Linked DNA regions of Homo sapiens: all the other regions are linked to region 1. A link is a contact called in ENCODE Hi-C data. All regions are on one chromosome and are shown on one strand. Each heading gives the region's core, a stretch centred on a gene start or an enhancer-like site at or near the end of the contact. The rest is flanking DNA. Distances are from core to core; before and after follow the strand shown. Region 1 holds the start of NT5C3A (5'-nucleotidase, cytosolic IIIA). Region 2 holds the start of CYCS (cytochrome c, somatic). Region 3 holds the start of SPMIP4 (sperm microtubule inner protein 4). Region 4 holds the start of HIBADH (3-hydroxyisobutyrate dehydrogenase).

Region 1 (3,364 bases), core at 230-2,729:
GTCTAATTGACTATACTCCTACAGCTTTAACATCTCATATAGATGATAATCAGACCTATGATATAGTATAACTAGTTAAAATAGAAATCATATTTCAGAGTACCCACATTCTTCCCATGTGCAGTTGACGGGCCATATTACAAAAACAAAATTTGGAACTCCATTTCTGTTTTAGATTGTCCACAGCTTCAAGACGAATGTTATCGTCTACAAAATGTTTAAAATCCTGAAATTATAGAAACGTGGCTTTAGTCTCTACCCATTCAAAATAATATGTAATATATGGAAAATGTTTTTGTTGAGGAAGAAAGATAAATGAGACTGTGACCATCTTAGGCCTCACAATCAGACAACATTTAAGTCATATTGGTATTTGGTGCAAAACTGGATTCATAAAAAATTACTTTGGCGACAAAATGACACAGTAGTCTAGATATTGATACTCAAATATTCTGGGTATTAAAACTCAGTCTTCTTCAGGTTATACTCCCAGCTAACTTACTTTGGGACACGTTCTCGGTCTATACTGAGTCTGTGTTCCCAGGCTTAAGTCCTCAAACTTGGCCGAGTAATAAAACTAACCATGATTTCTTTAAGTTTTAGTACCTGTTATTTCACCTTTCGGTCGACAAATCGTTTTTCTCATGTTCCTCTGTCTTACATCAATTTAATTTGTAGACCAGCCAAATGACCTAAAAGGCTAGAAGGAAACAATTTTTCCTCCCCTACAACTATTTCCTCTAGTCCTCCGGCTGAAAGTTGTTCCACGTCCTGGGCAGAGAGAGCCCCACCAGGCAGCACCACCAGCTCCACAGAGTTGGAGCGATTCCCCCAAGAAGCTCCCCTGCGCCCCTCCTCACCCCCAGAGACCAGCAGAAGAAATGGCATCTATCCCTTGGAAGACACTAGGCAGGAGAGAACAACTGCAAGCCCTTCTGCTCACACAGAAAAAAGGATGGCGGAGGTGGCGAATGGGATGTAGCAGAAACCCCGCGGCTGCGGCGGAAGGGACACCGCCCCTCTCCAGCCTAACTCTGAGCCATCTTCCCCCTGTTGTTATAGCACTTAGAACGGACGCCACTGCGCAGGTCACACCGTGCCGCGCAGCCTTCTGGGGGTCGGAGTCCAGAGGGGCTGAGGCGCGAAGGCGGAGACCGACTTCTTAGCGGGCCGCAGTTGGAATTAGATTTCTACTGGGGCGGGGCTCGAGCGAACCACGGCCTAATCCTCATTAGCAGAGAAGGATAATTACCGCAATACTCTGCCCTGCCCTGACAGCAGCTCGTGAGACCCTGAGTCTGCTGAAGGCCGCCTCCAGCCTGGGCTCCGGGCACAGGCCACACCCCTCCCGCCGCGTCCTGGCCTCTCCCATCGATGGCGTGTGGGTGGGGCTTCGTGGGGGCGGAGCTGCGCGGGGCGGGGCGTCGCTGCGCGGGGCGGGGCGTCGCGGGCTCGTCCGTGATGCTCTGGGATCCCGCGCTTCCGAGACTCGCAGTCTACGCGAGCTGCCTGTTTTTTTCCTGCTTGGACGCGCATGAGGGCCCCGTCCATGGACCGCGCGGCCGTGGCGAGGGTGGGCGCGGTAGCGAGCGCCAGCGTGTGCGCCCTGGTGGCGGGGGTGGTGCTGGCTCAGTACATATTCACCTTGAAGAGGAAGACGGGGCGGAAGACCAAGATCATCGAGATGGTGAGTGTGGAGGCTCGGCGCGCCCAGAGCACGCGAGGGGCCGGCTGGGCCGTCCGCTGGCCTCGGCAGCCTGTGCTGGGCCGCTGTTCGGTCGCGACGGGGAGCTGCCGGCGTCGCCTGTCAGGCTGGGATCTCGCTAGCTCGGGACGCGCAGCTTGGGGGACCCGGCCGCCCCGCGTGCGGCCACTCCGCGGGCTTGGTGACCAGGGTTGGGTCCCCGGCTGCGGCCCTTGGCTGCCCGTGGTCTTTGTTAGGTTTCCGTTTGAAGGAACAAGGCAGAAAATAGATGAATCGGACACAGGCTACTTTGTGCTGCAAAACCCGTTTCTCTAGAGATAAGCTGCATGTCCTGGGCAGGTGGCTCCTTCTCTCCCTGCCTTGCTCCCGCCCTCCCCCCGGATCCGCGTCAAACCGTTGCCGCTAATCTAGTTGCAATTCCCGCAGAGGACTAGTTTTATGTTGGGGCTGCCGTGAGTTAGATTATGAAAATGTGCAATATCTAAAATTTTACAAGAATGGCAATCCAGGAGAAATTCAGGATAGTTTATTTTGTATTTGAATGTATTCCTTCTTGTCTCAAAACTCCCACGAAATATCTTTGTTTTCATCTTAACTCCCAAAGCTCTTGTATACATTTTCGAATTTAATTTTTTATTGAAGAGGGTGTCTCAAGAATTCCCTTTGAGATACATTATAAGTAATTGTTTCAAAAATGAGGATATTTAGTTTCGTTTTGTATTTTAATTAGAACCCACTCAGGAAGACAATTCTTGCACAAACTTGCACGCTTATGTATTTCCTGAAATGCATAATCCTGGGTATACGCCTGACCGTGTGCTATACATGTGAACATCTAGGGTCAGATGATTTATGATAGAAAAAAATTTAAAATCTACACTAAATAATATCATTTTAGGGTGTAATACTTGGAATTTCTGAGCACCTGCAATATGTTCCAACTGACGAAAGACACGATTTGTCCTATTGGTTGTACTGACCCCAGGTTGAATACAGATGTATTTGCATAATTAAAATTAGCCAGTGTCCCAGCTATTTGGGAGGCTGAGAGGAAGATCACTGGAGTCTGGGAGTTCAAGGTTATAATCACACCTGTGGATAGCTACTGCACTCCAGCCTGGGAAACATAGCGAGACCCTGTCTCTTAAAAAAAAAAGTTAATTCCCACTTGTCTCATATTCCAATAATATTCCCTAATTTTGAATTAATTTATTCTTAAAGGGTCTTAATAATTCTAAAGGCTTATTAAAATTCATTTGTCCCACATCTGTATGCCCACAGCAGCAAATGGTTTTAACTCAGAAGTTTCATTTTGCTTTTGTTGCTTTCCTGCTTAGAAAACTTGGCTTTCTTTTGCCCAAGGTTAATAATGCCTATGTAGGGGAAAAAACCGAGTTGCCATATCTCCCTGCCTGTGCTTAAACTATGGATTGGTCTGTATACCACTTATCTAAGCCAAGTAAGGTTAAAAATCAGTGTGTTCACAAAATCCTTCAATGATACCATCATAGGAACAGTTTGCTATCTTTGTGACAAATAATGAAGACCTATCTAGAATACCAACTTATTGGTACTAAAGAAATCAGTCAATATTTACATGTATGCATAGTATATTAATTCAGATTGTAATATATGTGTAGCCTGCTAGTAGCTTTTCAA
Region 2 (3,364 bases), core at 865-3,364, 7.9 Mb after region 1:
AATGAATGAGGTACACCTATAAGATCTAGAAACTGGCTTCAAAGGGCAAATCTAAGAGTTACTGGCCATAAAGAGGAGCTAGAGAGAGAGATCAGGGTAGAAAGTTTATTCAGCGAGATAATGACAGAGAACTTCCCAAACCTAGAGAAAGATATCAATATTCAAGTACAAGAAGGTTATAAAACACCAAGCAGATTTAACCCAACGAAGACACCCCAAAACATTTAATAATCAAACTCCCAAAGATCCAGGATAAAGAAAGAATCCTAAAAGCAAGCAAGAGAAAAGAAACAAATAACATAAAAAGGAGTTCTAATAAGTCTGGCAGCAAACTTATCAGTGGAACTTTACAGGCCGGGAGGGAGTGGCATTACATATTTAAAGTGCTGAGGGAAAAAACTTTTATCCTAGAATAGTACATCCAGTGAAAATATCCTTCAGATGTGAGGGAGAAATAAAGACTTTCCCAGGCAAACAGAAGCTGAGGGATTTCATCAACACCAGACCTGTCCTACAAGAAATGCTAAAGGGAGTTCCTCAGTCTGAAAGAAAAGGACATTCGTAAGCAATAAGAAACCACCTGAAGGTACAAAACTCACTACTAATAGTAAGTACACAGAAAAACACACAATATTATAATACTGTAATTGTGTGTAAACTGTTCATATCTTGAGTAGAAAGACTTAGAGATTAACCTAACTTATCAAAAATAATAGCTATAACAACTTTTCAAGACATAGTATAATAATATATAAATAGAAACAAGAAAAAGTTTTAAAAGTGGGGAGAGTGAAGTTAAAGTGCAGAGTTTTTCTTAGTTTTCTCTTTGATTTTTGTTTATGCAATCAATGTTATGTTGTCATCAGTTTAAAACAATGGGTTATAAAATATTATTTGCCCTGGGCGTGGTGGCTCACACCTGTAATCCCAGCACTTTGGGAGGCCGATGCGGGTGAATCACCTGAGGTCAGGAGTTCGAGACCAGCCTGACCAAATAGTGAAACCCCATCTCTACTAAAAATACAAAAATTAGCTGGGCGTGGTGGTTTGCTCCCGTAGTCCCAGCTACTTGGGGGGCTGAGACATTAAATGGCGCCACTGAAGAAGAATGAATAAGGTCTAGTAATACAACAGGGTGACTACACTCAACAATAATTTATTGTACATTAAACAAACTAAAAGTATAATTGGATTGCTTGTAACAGAAAAAAAGGATAAATGCTTGAGGTGATGGATAGACCGTTTACCCTGATGTGATTATTATACATTGTATGCCTGTATCAAAATATCTCATGTACCTCTTAAGTATATATATATATTTACCTACTTCGTACTCATAAAAATTTTAAAAGGTACATAAATGTTATCATTGCATCCTCTTAATTTTATTTTTCAGTTCCAGAGGGATAATCCTGTCTCTGCCGCAAATGCAGCACCTTCCTCAGTCTTGGGGCGTCCATCAAGCGGAGAGCTGGAATGTGACTGAAAGTAACAGAGTATAGGTGGAACTAGAACAAGGTCACGAGCTGGTGCCCAACTCGTGTAACTCCTGGTTCCAGGCTGTCCCTCTAGGATGCTGTTGGCGCCAGCCGTGGTAGTAGGACAGAGTCTGGGTAAAGGTCGCCTGCTGACAAGATGGTAGCTAGGAGACCTCTAGGTGCGCCAAAATTAGGGCGTCTTTTCCTGGACCGGCAAAACGCCCTGCTCAAAGCTCATTACATCACCACGCCCAAGAACTGATACTTTAGCAGGGCAACGCACCAACCAAGCGACTCCGCCCCACCCTCCCCGCTCCTCCAGCACACGCAAGCGCACAGAGGCCCGCGAGTGACGTCACCTCTCCCGACACCACCTCGTTGTCGTACGACCAAAGGCCTGTCGTAACGGCCGGGAAAAGCCTCGAGAAGAAGGGCACGCACGCCGTACACCCTAACATGCTCGCCAGCATGCGCGCGCAGGTCCTTGGCGCAGGCATTGGGACTGGAGCCAATGAGGTGCGGCGACGTTACTGCGTAGCCGCCAGCTCGGCCGCACGTCAGGGCGCGGGAGCGCGGAGCGAGTTTGGTTGCACTTACACCGGTACTTAAGCGCGGACCGGCGTGTCCTTGGACTTAGAGAGTGGGGACGTCCGGCTTCGGAGCGGGAGTGTTCGTTGTGCCAGCGACTAAAAAGAGGTGAGAGCGGGTCGCGGAGGCCGCACCTGGTTAGAGGCAGAGCTGTGGGAGGCGCGCACTTGCGAGCGACCGAAACCCAAGCGGGGAGCATTCGAGTGGAGCCCGCGCTGGGTGGGAGGGCGGGGAGTGAAGACCCTGGACTGTGGTCAGACCGAGCTGGGCGAGTAACGGCTTGAGGTGCGGCGGAGCCCTAACTAGGGACAGGTATGGTCTCGGTCAGGGACTGGAGGCGGCTTGGATACAGATCCGAGGAGGAGGCGGCCTCTTCCGTAGTGGTTGCTGAAGGGCTATGGAAATGATAGGCAAGACTTCCCTCCTGGAAAGCCGAAGCTTAGAGCTTCACGTTCTTCTTCAGAGGGCAAAAGCTGTTGCTCTTCTAATAAGGGGCCAGTTCTTTTCGTGGGCACATGTTTCTTCCGTCAGTCGTTCTGACATCCTAGAAGGAGTTTCATCAATCACCTTGAAACCGACCTGGACGGGTGACCTCGTGGTCGCCCCAGGAGATCACAGGTAGGGGAGTTGGGATGTCCCCGGGGGACCGTGCAGCCTGCCCCTGAGCTCCCATTCACAAGTTCGAGTGTCAAGCTACTCCTGTGACCTGGGCAGATAGAAACAGCCAGGACCGCTTTTTAAACATTTGTGTGCTTTGCGTTATCCTCAGGGAGAGGTGGCTTTACATTGTAGTAAGATTAAATGGTTAGGTCTTTTTAAAAGTTGCGGTTGTGGTGATTTTGGCTTAATGTGTTCGCCCTTGAGCTTCAGATCTGTGACTTCGTGACCATGATTGTCTCTTCTGAAACTGGAGTTTGAATTAGGTTCCCTCTTTGCTTGGGCTTTAACGTTCCTTCACGTATACACACAAAAATACGTTTTTGAGGAGGTACTCCTAAAAATGTTTTTGGTATTAAAGAATATTTGGTATAAAGAGTATTAAAGCAAAACAAGATTCATTCTGGTATTTAATGACATAAATTAGCAATGGATTGGTAATTAAGTGGCTAGAGTGGTCATTCATTTACACTGTATTTGTTACCTGAGGAAAAATTTACTAAGTTGAAGCTTTCGTTTTTAGAATTAAATATGGGTGATGTTGAGAAAGGCAAGAAGATTTTTATTATGAAGTGTTCCCAGTGCCACACCGTTGAAAAGGGAGGCAAGCACAAGACTGGGCCAAATCTCCATGGTCTCTT
Region 3 (3,364 bases), core at 525-3,024, 7.9 Mb after region 1:
AAGAAATAAACCAAGACTACAAAATTACCACTGTGCCTACTTCAATACACCTTTCTTCCCCCACTCCAGGTAACACTCACATAGAAGGCACAGCACAAAATGAATGCCCACTGGTTGGTTAGTAGAAAGTTGTAAAGTAGGCAGAGAATAGCAAAGGCACCATCATACTGTTACCAAGCAAAGGAGGCTCGCTGCCCGAGGCACTAGAAGTCAATACTATAACACTGGGTTTTTGATAAAATAAAAACTTTTATTGCATGTCAACCAACAAAGAAATAGGAAGTCCAGCTCAAATCTGTCTCCCTGTGCTGGCTTTAGGACAATTATTTTATTAGAAATGGTTTTGAGTGTGGATTCTGGGATTAGCAGGTGCTTGGTGGAAGGAAAGAGGAAGTCTGGAAAGTCCTTGCGCATGTGCTCTTATTTCTTCATGCTACCTAAGGGTTCCACGTGCAAATTCAGTGAGGAGTTAGTATGAAACATGGCAGTAGAAATTCAGCTGTAAGGTCAGCAAGCTGGATCTGTGCAGACTCTAGTTGGCCTTATATGTTCCAGTGGATTTCAGCCAGTTTTATTAACCTACAAGCCCAGGCATTTCAGCATTTCAGCAATTTGTTTCTTTTATCTGCCATCCTGTAAACTCAAGAATTTCTATGACTGTTTTCTTTAACTCTTTGGCACACAGTTTCAACGCCCTTCTTCTCAGAGGTGGTCATTCTCACCCTCACCTTCTGGTTCCTGCAGGCTCATTTCTAGCCTCCCACACTGTATTAGTCTTTTCTCACAATGCTGTAAAGAACTGCCCAAGACTGGGTAATTTATAAACGAAGGAGGTTTAGTTGACTCACAATCTCACATGGCTGCGGAGGCCTCAGGAAACTTACAATCATGGCAGAAGGCCACGGAGAAGCAGTTACCTTCTCCACAAGGGGGCAGGAAGGAAAAGTGCTGGGAGAAGGGAGAAGAGCCTCTTATAAAACCATCAGATCTCGTGAGAATTCACTCGCTATTACGAGAACAGCATGGGGGAAACTGCCCCCATGATCCAATTACTTCCACCTGGTCTCTCCTTTGACAAGCGGGGATTATGGGTATTACAATTCAAGATGAGATTTGAGTGGGGACACAAAGCCTAACCATATCACACATATACACACAACCTAACCTCCTCACATCCCATTCCTTGATGGGGTGGCAGGTGGCGAGGGGGGGGTGACATCCCTTATTGTCAGCCATCACAGGAACTCATGACCCTGTAGGTGCAGATTCATGGCTCACATTTGTATCTTTTGGGGAAAACTGAGGTAATCAAGGTGGGGCTAGGCCCTGGGGACGAGGCAAGTAAAGGACTTTGCCATGTCCGCACCCACCAGGGAAGGAGCAGAGACTCTGTTAGGGCGCCATGCCAGGGGCTGCAGTTTCAGAATCCTGCAGACTCCACCCTCTATCTGGCCACACTGTCCCCAATTTTTGCGAGGTGACCTGGGGAGGGAGGACAGGTCGGATGCTCCGACCTCACCAGGGACTCCACTGGACCGGAGCTCTTCCTCCTCCGCCCAGTCCACATGAGAGAGCTCCCTGGCCGGCCCTGAGACAGCTCCAGACCTGGTAGCCCTGGAAAAAGAAACTGGTATCGCCATCGCCGCCGCCGCTAGAGGGCGCCTGGGGGCGGGGCGCGGGTGGGGCAAGGCGGGGTCCGACTGGAGGCAGGGCGGTGAGCCGAGAGGGGCGGGGCAAGGGACCGGGAGGCGGGGCCAGGGGTCGCAAGGCGGAAGAGCCCCTCTCGCCTCCGACCCGGCGCCTCGCACTCCGTTCACTCTCGGTTCCTCTTCGCATTCTTGCCAGTCCCGTAGCGCTGGGCTGGTTTCCTCCGAGGTCTCTAAGAGCCTCCTACTGCGCCCCGCTCGCCGCCCGGAAGCCCCCAGCCCCTCAAGGACGCATCACCTAATGCCGCGGTCACGGCCACCGTCACAAGCGCCCCCAGCCCCACCCCACCCCGGCCTGCCCGCCGTCCTTCTCCCGCCCCCGCCCCTGCCTGCCAGCTCCACCGGGCCGTAGGTGCGGACGACCTCAAAATTCCTCGGCCCGCGAAGGCCGCCAGCTGCGGGGAGGGGAGGGGAGGCGCGGTCCCGCAGCGCCCCCAGGCTCATGTCCCAGGTATGTCCAGACCCCCGAGGCACCGCTTGCAGGGCAGTGACAGCCCGTGAGGCTCGGCCTCGACCCCTGGCACCCTTGGTCCCAGCTACGCCGGCTCCTGGCCTTCCCCCAAGTCCGAGAGAGAGGTGGGATTCTCCCCGACGCAGTTGGAAACCGGGAATCCCCTTTAGGGTCCCGTTCGTGCTGCACTACTGACTCCACCATCTGCAAAGGGATTCTTGTCCAGAATCCCCGAAGGCTTTAGGACAGCGCTTATTTTGTTGAATGAAGAGTCTCTAATTTTCGGAAAGACCACAGGCTAAAAGTCAAGTGAGTTTTCTTGAATAGTTATAGTTAAATTTAAGGCAGGAATTGAATGTCAGTTGATGGCCACAAAGTAGCGGACTGGTACGAACCTACTGGATGATCATTCTGGTGACTACTTGGAGGCACCGTCCACTTTGTGGATTTGTTTCAGTTGAAATTTATTTCCATAGAACTTATTTAGGTCTCTATTTATTACTGATTTGACGGCTTTCAGTGCAGAGGGAAGCCTGTGACGTCTGTGCAGCGTCAGGTTGAACAATTTAGCAGTGTAAAATGTGTTTTCTGCCTGCCTTGACTCGACAAGCCAAATGTGCCCTCCTTTTCTTTTCCAGGTTGTGCCTTTTTAGCCAAGAAGCATGGAAGTCATTCACGGCAGGCCCTACTGTTGCAGGGAGCTTGAAGGAGCTGACATACTGTCCAACACCTTTTACTCTAATGAATTGCACAACCCCCTCCAGACGGTTACTCGCCCAACTGCCTCAGAGGACAGGTAAAACAAAAACTAGAAAAAGCAAACAAGAAAAAGCAGTTTTAATGTATTCGTGTATTTTATTATGTGAGGAAAAACATTTATTGTTCTGGGGCTCTTCTGTTTCTTGTTTGTTTGTTTGTTTGTTTGTTTTTGAGACGGTGTCTCGCTCTGTCGCCCAGGCTGGAGTGTAGTGGTGCGATCTCGGCTCACTGGGACCTCTGCCTCCCAGGTTCAGGTGATTCTCCTGCCTCACCCTCCAGAGTAGCTGGGATTACAGGCATGCACCACCATGCCCAGCTAATATTTTTGCATTTTTAGTAGAGACAGGGTTTCACTATGTTGGCCAGGCTGTTCTCAAACTCCTGACCTCAAATGATCCACCCACCTCGGCCTCCCAAAGTGCTGGGATTACAGGCGTGACCACTGCGC
Region 4 (3,364 bases), core at 234-2,733, 5.4 Mb after region 1:
GAAGGTCTAATTGTTGAAATGAGTTTTTTCTCCCTCCCTCCCTTCGTCCCTTTCCTTCCTTCTTTTCATTTAGTGTTGGGTAGAGGGTTGGGGTGGAGTGATGGTCAAAGAAGGGCATTAACTTCCTCCCAGTTACAGATAGGGACCTTGCACTCTGTACAAGTTTTTAAGTTTTTGGAAACGTTGCCAGCATGCCCAGAAACATGAAAAGAGCCCAGATGGAAATGATCCAATTCCTTTGCTTTCAACTCCATGGGTTACTGAGTTGAAAAAAAGGTCAAAGTCAAATTTTGTTGATTGTGCTACTTAGATTGGGGTTCGCATTTCCCTAGCTACTCCATACACATTCTCTTTCCTGCTGTATTGCCATTCTCCAAAGGCTATAGTCTTGCTTTGGTGTGGTCATGGCTTCCAACCCTTTGGTGGAGTCAGTGGAGATGAGAAGGCCTGCAATTACCCCCAAGGGGTTTACAGACTCAAATATGTACACTAAGCATTGACAGAAGAATGACTAAATGTCTGTCTCTCTGCACCGCGCAGTGGCTCACGCCTGTAATAACCAGCACTTTGGGAGGCCGAGGCGGGCGGATCACTTGACGCCAGGAGTTTGAGACCAGCCTAGGCAAAATGGCGACACCCCGCCTCTACTCAAAGTGCCAAAAAAATTAGCCGGGTGTGGTGGCGCACGCAGGCCTATAGTCCCACCTCACCTACTCCGGAGGCTGAAGCAGGAGAATCACTTGAACCCGGGAGGCGGAGATTGCAGTGAGCCGAGATCGCGCCACTGCACTCCAGCCTGGGTGACAGAGAGACTCCGTCTCCAAAAAAAAAAAAGGTCTTTCTAATACACATACATATACTACTACTTTCTGGATTTTATATTTAGTTTTGCTTACAAAATGGATTTAGGGTGTAGAATTTTCAAAGATTAGAGAAATATGCCTTGAAATAGAAAGTGCAAGTTTCTAGTAACTCTTCCCTTCAAAGATAATGTTACCAACTTCTTTTCCTACTATTTTTAGTATTGAGAAACTGTTGTGTTAAGTAAAATCAAATGAATTTAAAAGTTATTACACACATGGTAGCTTTCTGAGTGTTTTTCAAGCTGCGAGTCAGTTTTGTCCTTTTTAACACGCAGCGGTTGTGGGGACAAGGTTTCCGAGGAGGCGGGAGCGAGCGACGGCCCCCGCCTCCCACACGCCCTCTGCTTTGGTAAACAAGGAGACTCCCGCCCGCAGGCTGTAAATGAGGCACGAGCTTGGGGGCAGCGCCAGGGCGCCTGGCGTCACTGTTCAAAAAGGCCTCTTATTGGTCCTTCGCACAGCTGCGGACCTGGGAATTCTGATTGGTCTGCTTCCCTGTCCGTAAAGGGATTGACAGGCCCTGCCGCGTCAGGCCGCTCCTCTCGGCTCCGCGCTCCTTCCCTCGCGCGTGGGCACCCGCCCCCGAGCGGTGAGAGCGCGTGCGCGCGCGCCCTTCTCCGTGGGCGAGCCAGCCAGTCCCGCTGCACACGCTCGCAGTCTGTGGGCCCTCCGGGAGGCGGCGGAGGTCACCGCGGGGAGAGGGGCGGGCGCAGCATGGCAGCCTCCTTACGGCTCCTCGGAGCTGCCTCCGGTCTCCGGTACTGGAGCCGGCGGCTGCGGCCGGCAGCCGGCAGCTTTGCAGCGGGTAAGGACCTCACGCCTCCTCCCCCTTGTCCTTCTTTCGGCCGCTCGCTTCTTCTGTCCAGACGGCCGAAGAAGTCTTTTCTCGGGAGGCCCTGCGGTTGGGCTGGGGCTTAAAAAACAATATTTTGGCTGGTACTAAAGGCCTGTCCTTTTCTGCGGCCGCCACTCACTCCGCGAGTACCCCCCTCTGCCTTCCCTCCCTTTCTCCCGGGCTCCTGATGAACGGGTTCAGCGCCCTTTTCGGGATTTAGGAAGAGGTGGGGAAGAGCTTGGGCTGAAGAGAAGAGAGTATTTGGGACCCCGGCATGCTGCTTTGGAGTTAGGACTCCGAGGACGTTTGGAGCGCCCAACTCCAGGAGCAACCCGCACTCACCCCAGCGACCCCTGGTCTTTCAGCGCCCCCAGGGTGCACCTTGGGTTGGGGACACACTTGGGCAGCAGGGCCTGATGTTTAACCACCTGAGTCCGAGGGGATGGCCTTATTACACAAGCGGTGGCTGTACAAGCCAGGCAGTAAGTCTTTCAGCAAAGTTTCAGTCACCCTTGACCAGCAAGACGGGCTTCCCCCCTCTACTGTAACCTAAAAAAATGTCATTTTTGTCAAATTATGAACCAAAACACGTTCAGCGTCCTCAAGATTGTGGGCAGAATTAATCCTGCCTCCCTCCTCTCATACCATGGTAAATTGTGGAAGCTAGCCATGAACTTACAAAGAGGCAGTTTTTAGAGCCAGGATGAAGATCCACGGAGATCTAATACAGTCTTTCATACTCCGCACGAGGGACATGAGGCCCCTTGGATGAGTGAATCAGGATATTCCCAGCAAGACCTAGAAAGTTGTTATCAGTTGTTCCTAATTCCTTAACTTTCTATCACACCAGGACTCCTCTTTAATTGAAAAATTGGTTGATTTGTGGGGGCACTGCCGTTGTCTTCCTCAAACTGAAAGTTTGAGAGTTGTAACAATGCATCGTTTAGCAAGATCATACTGAGGATTAATAACAAAAAAAACCTTGGCATTAATTTTTTCTAATCTTTGCTTAAAAAAAAAATAGTGGGTTAGGATTTGAGCCCCTTGGCCCCCCGCCCTTTTTTTTTTTTTTTTTTTTTTTTGAGACAGGGTCTCTGTCGCCCAGGCTGGAGTGCAGTGGCCCAGTCACACTGCTCACTGCAGTCTCGACCTCCTGGGCTCAGGTGATCCTCCCACCTCAGCCTCCCGAGTAGCTGGGATTACAGGCATGTGCCACCACGCCCGTCCAATTTTTGTATTTTTAGTAGGGACGGAGTTTCGCCATGTTGCCCAGGCTGGTCTTGAACTCCTGCGCTCAAGTGATCCTCCCAAAGCGTTGGGATTATAGGCATGAACCACTGTGGCTGGCCAGGAATTGTAAGAACTTTCTCTTACAATTCTTAACAGCTTCCCATTCTCCCCCTCAGTGAAACCTCTGAATTTCCTTTCTGGCTGGAGAAGAACAGAGGCTCGGTGAGATGCAAGAGACCAGATGTCTGATACAGAACCACAGTAACAAGATAAAAACTCAGAATATGCCAAACTTGAATGTAACCACTGTTTGAGCTTCATATATTGAGCTACAAAAATGCTTCCGACTTTTGAGATAACCCTAAAAGAATAGACACTTTTCCACAGTAGCACCAGTTTTCACATGAATTCACAATTCTTTCAGTTCCCATTAGCC

The links. Hi-C counts contacts between places; a loop is a spot of excess contacts on that map. Pooled maps may share reads with other maps.
Region 2: a map of CD8-positive, alpha-beta T cell shows a loop between it and region 1 (12-fold over the local background). The contact joins the promoter of CYCS here to the promoter of NT5C3A in region 1. A Hi-C loop is called at or near these places in 2 of 168 maps with a recorded cell type or tissue (CD8-positive, alpha-beta T cell and naive thymus-derived CD4-positive, alpha-beta T cell) and 5 of 50 pooled maps.
Region 3: a pooled map shows a loop between it and region 1 (9-fold over the local background). The contact joins the promoter of SPMIP4 here to the promoter of NT5C3A in region 1. A Hi-C loop is called at or near these places in 3 of 50 pooled maps.
Region 4: a map of CD8-positive, alpha-beta T cell shows a loop between it and region 1 (21-fold over the local background). The contact joins the promoter of HIBADH here to the promoter of NT5C3A in region 1. A Hi-C loop is called at or near these places in 2 of 168 maps with a recorded cell type or tissue (CD8-positive, alpha-beta T cell and naive thymus-derived CD4-positive, alpha-beta T cell) and 7 of 50 pooled maps.

What each region holds. Positions count from the first base shown.
Region 1 is chr7:33,060,891-33,064,254 of GRCh38, reverse strand. It overlaps NT5C3A (5'-nucleotidase, cytosolic IIIA), which reads left to right and starts at 1,479. Exons shown (of 9, transcript NM_001002010.5): 1 at 1,479-1,687. The coding sequence starts at 1,550. LOC124901610 (a long non-coding RNA gene) reads right to left here and starts at 1,070. Exons shown (of 4, transcript XR_007060279.1): 1 at 607-1,070; 2 at 108-226. RefSeq lists an enhancer at 965-1,124 and silencers at 1,365-1,484, 1,785-1,844.
Region 2 is chr7:25,124,010-25,127,373 of GRCh38, reverse strand. CYCS (cytochrome c, somatic) reads left to right here and starts at 2,114. Exons shown (of 3, transcript NM_018947.6): 1 at 2,114-2,174; 2 at 3,247-3,364. The coding sequence starts at 3,255. It also overlaps a transcript of SPMIP4 not described here. RefSeq lists enhancers at 1,704-1,953, 2,101-2,644, 2,645-3,189.
Region 3 is chr7:25,178,764-25,182,127 of GRCh38, reverse strand. SPMIP4 (sperm microtubule inner protein 4) reads left to right here and starts at 1,774. Exons shown (of 10, transcript NM_138811.4): 1 at 1,774-2,466; 2 at 2,796-2,953. The coding sequence starts at 2,820. The region is part of intron 1 of LOC124901603 (a long non-coding RNA gene); the gene reads right to left. RefSeq lists silencers at 1,539-1,928, 1,989-2,268.
Region 4 is chr7:27,661,002-27,664,365 of GRCh38, reverse strand. HIBADH (3-hydroxyisobutyrate dehydrogenase) reads left to right here and starts at 1,483. Exons shown (of 8, transcript NM_152740.4): 1 at 1,483-1,668. The coding sequence starts at 1,578. All of the region lies in intron 2 of LOC105375211 (a long non-coding RNA gene), which reads right to left. RefSeq lists a silencer at 1,294-1,713 and an enhancer at 929-1,746.